Regions from separate parts of the Homo sapiens genome. Here region 2 is linked to region 1. A link is a contact called in ENCODE Hi-C or POLR2A ChIA-PET data. All regions are on one chromosome and are shown on one strand. The core of a region is the stretch at or near the end of the contact, and the rest is flanking DNA. Distances in the headings are between cores, read along the strand shown.

Region 1 (3,756 bases), core at 900-3,399:
CCCACATTAAATATATTATTTAAATATGAACTATAAGAAAATCTATTCATCCCAGTTCTTAGGTGGCAAAAATCTAAAAGTGACTTTGCTTCATGGTACTAAATCTCTTTAGTTTCCATTAGCCCTGAATCATTGCTGTGACGACCAATTAAGGTAATCCCAAATGGGCTAAAATAGATCAAATTTATCTTTTAATAAAAATTAGTCTTTAAATTGGACCTGACAGTGTCAGTATTGTTAAGGTAGGGAACATTCAGATTAGATTTCTTCTCGATTTTGCCACTAGAGGAGAGAACATGAAGGAAAGATACATTTGGAATTTTGCTTTGCAAAAATGTGTGATTCCTAAATGCCCCAGAATGCTGGAAAATTAAAGTTTTATGTTTTGAAGAGCATTAAAGGACAGTGTTAGGTAAATTTATGAGGTTTTAGGCTTTTAGATAAAAAATATGCTAGATACCTGAGAGGGATTATGAACATTAACTTCAACCTAATATCTAATTTTAAAAGAATTACATGCCACTTGAGAAAGGGAAATTTCAAGCATCCTGATAGTTGCTTGCCACCACACCAGATTTTTTTTTTGAGATAGAGTCTCACTTTGTCGCCCAGGTTGGAGTGCAGTGGTACAGTCTCGGTTCACTGCATGCCCGGCTAATTTTTGTATTTTTAGTAGAGCCGGGGGTTTCACCGTGTTGGCCAGGCTGGACTCCTGACCTCAAGTCATCCGCCCGCCTCGGCCTCCCAAAGTACTGGGATTACAGGTGTGAGCCACCGCGACCGGCCTGGTATCCATTTTTTAGAAAGCACTGAATTGACTGAAATTTTGAATCTTCATCTGTTTTTGTATTTGTTTTTGTTTTTTTGAGACGGAGTCTCGCACTGTCACCCAGGCTGGAGTGCAGTGGCGCGATCTCGGCTCACTGTAGCTCCGCCTCCCAGGTTCACGCCATTCTCCTGCCTCAGCCTCCCGAGTAGCTGGGACTACAGGCGCCCGCCACCACGCCCGGCTCATTTTTGTATTTTTAGTAGAGACGGGGTTTCACCGTGTTAGCCAGGATGGTCTTGATCTCCTGACCTCGTGATCTGCCCGCCTCGGTCTCCCAAAGTGCTGGGATTACAGGCGTGAGCCACCGCGCTCCGCCTGAATCTTCATTTGTTAATTCCGTTGTCAACAACAATTATTCCCCAAAGTCTGAGATTGTGTCACCTATGAACACCTTCTAGGAACTTGTAATTTTTTTTAAGAGACGTAATTCACTTAACATAAAGTTCACCCTTTTAAAGTGTACGGACAGAGGGTTTTAGTATACTCACAACGTTGTGCAATCGTCGCCACTATTCTAAGATTTTATGTTTTATTGTAAACTCTTTCCAGTATGTTTTCACACTCTACCTCCTGATCCTCAGATTCCTTGTGAAGCTGATCGCTGTCTTCCGAGGCGTTCTGTGGGCGTTGCTACTTTTGCCTCAAATGCTTTCCTAATTACAGTTTCACTTCAAAAGAAGAGGCAGGTGAAGTTACTAACGCTGCTGCCCTTGATTTAGAGTTAACAACCCACTAGCTAACGTACATGCTTGTTTTCATGCCTAGAACTCCCGTTTTACCATACGCGAGTTATATGTCAAATCTCATTAGTGACTGGTAGTCTGGTGGGCCACCAATGTGCTTTCAACGCCTGCCAAACAATTAGAAACCAGGGATCTTCCAATAAAGTGCTGTCTCCCATGTCCTCCCACTTCTGGCCCAGGACACCTGGGTTGCCTTTCTGTTCAGGCAGCAGCGCGTTTCTCCCCTTCATCTTTATGATACCACTGAAGAAATGAGGGATGTGCGGAATGAGGGGGCGGTGTGAGGGGGCACGAACTTGTTATTACGGCGTCGAGAACGCCAGATAGAGTAACCAAAGACTGATAGAATAAATAACGCTGGTGTGTGTAATTCGGGAACCCGGCCTCCCTAACTCCCGCTCCCGCCAGGAGCCCGAGGCGAGCTACGCGCGCGCCGCCGCCGGCCGCGTCGCCATGTGCGCTCCCCATTGGCCACAGCTGGCCCACGTGACCTCTATCGCCTAACCTGCTCGTCCGCGCGCGCGCTTTTTCCACCACAGAAAGCCTAGGGCGGGAGCGGGGTTCTCACTGGTTGCGCGGGTCGCGCGCCCAGCTAAAGTGCGCGAGGTGGTTCCGAGGACCTGGCGGCGCTCTCTGGCGGGGAGCCTGAGAAAATGCCTAAGTACTGTCCAGAGGAAAACTCTTACTGAGGAAGCAGGAGATTGAGGAGGTCCACCTCTCCCCTCAGTGGCTTCTGTCCGGGGCTGTGACACAGACAGACTGAAAATGGAAACCACAAGGCAGGAATGTGACTCGCTGAAGCCAAGATTTATCTCTTTGGGGGCGCTCTACACATACAAACATAACTCTTCGGGGGAAAATACATAATTTTTGTATGGGGAATTCAAAGCCACATTTTCTTAGAAGAGTTGAGGGTCGTGGGAAGTCCAGAGCAACCATCCTGATACACATCATTTAAGGGAAATTAGAAACTCCTGGGGAAACAAAGATGAGTAAAAGCAAAAGGAGGCCCTGCCCACCATTGCTGTGCGGGAATGGAGTGATTTGACAAGGGGCAGAAGTGTAATAATTACTGATGGGAAAGGGCTAAATAAATAAATGCGTGTGCATGTGTGTGTAAGTAGTATAAATGGGAAATATAATTGTAGAATTCAATAGAGAGTACAGTTTAGCTTATTTTTCTCTTTAAGAGTGCTTGGAAGCTTTGCTTTTGCTTTTTTTAATTTTTTGCCTCGATGGCTCACCAACCCTTCCTCCTCTAGATATACATTTTCTTTTTTAATTCGTTCATTCATTCCAGAAATTCTAGAACCTACTATATTCCAGGCACTGTGCTAGGTACTGAGATGACAGTGATAAATAAAAACAGTACCAGTTCCTTCAGTCATGGAGCGTATGGTCTGGTAAAGGAAGCAGACAGTAGTTAATTGCACATATCAATGTTAAATATAATGTGATAAGTGCTAAGGAGAGGTCTAGATGTCATAATGGGGGATTTGACCTAGCAGGGAGATCAGAGAAGGCTTCCCTCAAGATGCAACCCCTGACATGAGACCTGAAGGGGTTAAGGGGGATGGAGGTTGCAGACAGAGGGAGCAGCTTGTGCAAGGGAGAACTGGGAGCCTCTCCCCTTCCAATTACTGCCCATCTCACCCATTTCCACTATACATACATTAATCTTGCCCCTTAGTTCTCAGGAGACATTTGTTCTCTTAATTCCAAGTTCTTAGGGAGTGCCTGGTTGTAACCTACAATGATTGTTAAAGACAGTGTTATTCAATAGGTAAGTATACATATCTAATATACATATCAATATACATTTAATATACAATACATATTAATATACAGTCTAATATGCATTATCTCTGTTGTTTTGTATAAGAAAAATATACAATGACTGTAACAAATCGTAGGATATGATATATCTCAATAGAACTAAAAGTGCTGTAGACAAAGTAGTGAGAGATCACATGATTTTGGAAGACTCAAAAAAGGCATCTTAGAGAAAGTAATTTTCAAAAATCATTGAGGTAAGATTTGGTCAGATAAAGATACAATTTAGTTAGAGCATAGGGTTCTAAAAGAAGAGTAAGGAGGTTGGACCAATCAGTTGAAATACATTCCAAGGGCTTTGAAAACCAGTCTAAAAAGTTTGTAGAAACTAAGCTAGTGCAGCGGCTTGCC
Region 2 (3,680 bases), core at 40-2,539, 190 kb before region 1:
TAAACATGTTGGGGTGATGTTCTTCTGACGTCTGTGCTTCTAGGTTGTTTATGGGATGGACCTTCCTATCCTGTCACCTCGGGGATTGCAAAATAAAGTGTTAAAAAATGTTACCATTTGCACTTCTCTATTCAACCAAAATAACAGAAGGAAATTGGATTTCTCTTGTCTTTATGAGCCAATATTATTAGAACCTATACTTTTTATAGCTATACCATTTTTAGCTGTTTTCTGTATTCTACATAAGATTTCATTCCAAAAACTTTAACTATGTTTAAAGTTTGAAAATCACCATCCCTGGCTGGGCATGGTGGCTCACGCCTGTAATCCCAACACTTTAGGAGGCCGAGACAGGCAGATCACCTGAGGTCAGGAGTTCCCGACCAGCCTGGCCAACATGGTGAAACCCTGTCTGTACTAAAAAAGCAAAAATTGGCCGGGCGCAGTGGCTCACGCTTGTAATTCCAGCACTTTGGGAGGCCAAGGCAGGCAGATCATAAGGTCAAGGAGATCGAGACCATCCTGGCTAACACGGTGAAACCCCATCTCTACTAAAAATACAAAAAATTAGCCGGGCGTGGTGGCGGATGCCTGTAGTCCCAGCTACTCAGGAGGCTGAAGCAGGAGAATGGCGTGAACCCGGGAGACAGAGCTTGCAGTGAGCTGAGATCGCGCCACTGCACTCCAACCTGGGCGACAGAGCAAGACTCCGTCTCAAAAAAAATAAATAAATAAAAAATAAAAATTAGCCAGGCGTGGTGGCAGGCGCCCATAATCCCAGTTATTCAGGAGGCTGAGGCACGAGAATTGCTTGAACCCGGGAGGCGGAGGTTGCAGTGAGCCGAGATCACATCACTCTACTTCAGCCTGGGAAATAAAGTGAGACTCAGTCTCAAAAAAAAAAAAAAAAAAAGAAAAAGAAAAAGGAAATCACCATCCCTGATAATCTCTAAGGTCCCTGTAGCTCTGACATTCTACTAGTCTACCTACCATTCTAAAGCTCTGAACAAATTCATAGGGTTTTAAACCTGTCAACATGGAACCTTTTAGTTTCCTGCCTTTGTTTTTATGCACTTGGCTCTTCATATATCCAACTTCCTATCCAAATCCCATTCTTTCAGCACTTCAGTAAAACCCCTTCCTCACAAAGCACTTAACATGGGTCTTGGATCTAAGCCTTGGTTTCAAAATAGGGTAACAGAGCCTCCCTCAAGTGGTTAGGTTTAAGTGAGTAGGTAGTATGTATATGTAAAATGTTTAGCAAAATGCTGATACATAAAGCTCAAGGATCAGTAATTACTGTTATGATTATCTTTGTTAATGTGTTATTATTGTCATGGTGGAAAAGTCAGTGCAGACTCAATTCCCTGAAGAGATGTGCAACCTCAGGCAAAAAGTCTGGCCCATTCTCGATGGTGCAGTACTGCCTCCTAGTGGGTAGCTGGGCATTTTTTTTTCTTTTTTTTTTTTTTTAGACTCCTGTCCCCCAGGCTGGAGCGCAGTGATGCAATCACGGCTCACTGCAACCTCAATTTCTCAGACTCAAGCGATCCTCTCACCTCAGCCTCCAGAGTAGCTGGGACAACAGGCACGTGCTACCACACCCGGCTAATTTTTTATTTTTAGTAGAGACAAGGTCTTGCTATGTTGCCCAGACTGACTCCTGAGCTCAAGCAATCCTCCCACCTCTGCCTCTCAGCCCAAGTGCTGAGATTACAGGCATGAGCCAGTGCGCCCAGCCAATTTTTTTTTTTTTTAATGACTGTCACACTGGCCAGGGAGGTTAACTGGCTGTAGGGTGAAGAGGACAGAGATATTAAATGTCTGGCACACAAAGAATTGCCCATGCCCACAGGACTGAATCCATTACAGGTATAAAATATAAAAAGTGCTTTAAATTTTTCGAAACCTGGCTGGGCACGGTGGCTCACGCCTGTAATCCCAGCACTTTGGGAAGCTGAGGCAGGTGAAATCACCTGAGGTCAGGAGTTCAAGATCAGCCTGGCCAACATGGTGAAACCCCGTCTCTACTAAAAATACAAAAAAAATTAGCTAGGCTTGGTGGCAGGTGCCTGTAATCTCAGCTACTCGGGAGGCTGAGGCTGGAGAATCACTGGAACCCAGGAGGCAGAGGTTGCAGCGAGCCAAGATCGCGCCATTGCACTCCAGCCCAGGTGATGGAGATTCCATCTAAAAAAAAAATAAAAATTCAAAAGCTGGGGAACTTAGCACAAGAAAACATTATGTGCACATTTCACATATAGACATACCTCAGATATATATGGGTTCAGTTCCAGACCATGTCAATAAAGCAGGTCACACAATTTGTTTCCCAGTGTATATAAAAGTTATGTTTACATTGTACTGTAAGTGTGCAAAAGCATTATGTATTTAAAAATGTACAGGGGCTGGGCATGGTGGCTCATGCCTGTAATCCCAGCACTTTGAGAGGCCGAAACAAGTGGATGGCTTGAGCCCAAGAGTTTGAGACCAGTCTGGGCAACATGGTAAGATCTCATCTCTAAAAAAATACAGGCCAGACGCAGTGGCTCACGCCTGTAATCCCAACACTTTGGAAGGCCGAGGCAGGCGGATTACCTGAGGTCAGGAGTTCGAGACCAGCCTGGCCAACATGGTGAAACCCTATTTCTACTAAAAATACAAAAATTAGCAGGGCATGGTGGTGGCTGCCTATAATCCCAGCCACTCGGGAGGCTGAGGCAGGAGAATCACTTGAATCCAGGAGGCAGAGGTTGCAGTGAGCCAAGATCGCACCACTGCACTCCAGCCTGGGTGACAGAATGAGACTCTGTCTCAAAAAAAAAAAAAAAAAAATTAGCCAGGCATAGTTGTGTGGGCCTGTAGTCCCAGCTATTCAGGAGGCTGAGGCAGGAGGATCACTTAAGCCCAGGAATGCTTACAATCATATAAGCCTTCAGCCACATAACCTTGCTGGTGGAGGGTCTTCCCTCAGTGTTGATGGCTGCTGACTGATCAGGATTGTGGTCGCTGAAGGCTGGAGTGGCTGTGGCAATTTCTTAAAATAAGACAATAATGAGGTTTGCCGCATTAACTGACTCTTGTTTTCACAAGATGTCTCTGTAGTATCTGATGCTATATGATAGCATTTTGCCCACAGTAGAACTTCTTTCAAAGTTGGAGTCAATGCTCTGAAACTCTGCCATTGCTTTTTCAACTAAGTTTATGCAATATTCCAAATCTTTTGTTGTCATTTCAACAATGTGTGCAGCACCTTCAGCAATAGATTCCATCTCAAGAAACCACTCTTTGCTCATCCATTGAAACAAGTCTTCATTCGTTCAAGTTTTATCATGAGATTACAGCAATTCCGTCACATCTCTACGCTCCGTTTTTAGTTCTCTTGCTGTTTTTTCCACCACATCTGTCATTACTTCCTCCACTGCAGTCTCAAACCCCTCAGTCATCCATGTGGGTTGGAATCAACTTCTTCCAAACTGCTAATGTTGATATTTTGACCACCTCCCATGAATCGCATGTGTCGTTAATGACATGTAAAGCAGTGAATCCTTTCCAAAAGATTTTCAATTTACTTTGCCCAGATCCATCAGAGGAATAAATATCTATAGCAGTATAGCCTTATGAAATGTATTTCTTAATAAGACGTGAAAGCTGAAATGACTCCTTGATCCACCGGCTGC

The links. A loop is a pair of places that touch in the nucleus more often than their neighbours do. ChIA-PET counts read pairs that join two places held with the same protein, here RNA polymerase II (POLR2A). Pooled maps may share reads with other maps.
Region 2: a map of endothelial cell of umbilical vein shows a loop between it and region 1 (15-fold over the local background). The contact joins two enhancer-like sites. A Hi-C loop is called at or near these places in 5 of 168 maps with a recorded cell type or tissue (CD8-positive, alpha-beta T cell, Caco-2, MCF 10A and 2 more), 1 of 37 single-sample maps with no recorded cell type and 12 of 50 pooled maps. POLR2A ChIA-PET finds 5 or more read pairs at or near these places in 24 of 52 experiments (BJ, CD4-positive, alpha-beta T cell, CD4-positive, alpha-beta memory T cell and 19 more).

Annotation. Positions count from the first base shown.
Region 1 is chr6:36,421,749-36,425,504 of GRCh38, reverse strand. The region is part of intron 3 of PXT1 (peroxisomal testis enriched protein 1); the gene reads left to right. Among named protein-coding and RNA genes, the nearest start is that of PXT1, 19 kb to the left of the region's middle. Within about 2 kb of position 2,149, at least 30 of the 41 ENCODE cell types and tissues checked have a DNase peak (open chromatin) inside an H3K27ac peak, as active enhancers do.
Region 2 is chr6:36,613,085-36,616,764 of GRCh38, reverse strand. No RefSeq gene overlaps it. Among named protein-coding and RNA genes, the nearest start is that of MIR3925, 7.6 kb to the left of the region's middle. RefSeq lists an enhancer at 1,651-1,700 and a silencer at 3,407-3,607. Within about 2 kb of position 1,289, at least 8 of the 41 ENCODE cell types and tissues checked have a DNase peak (open chromatin) inside an H3K27ac peak, as active enhancers do.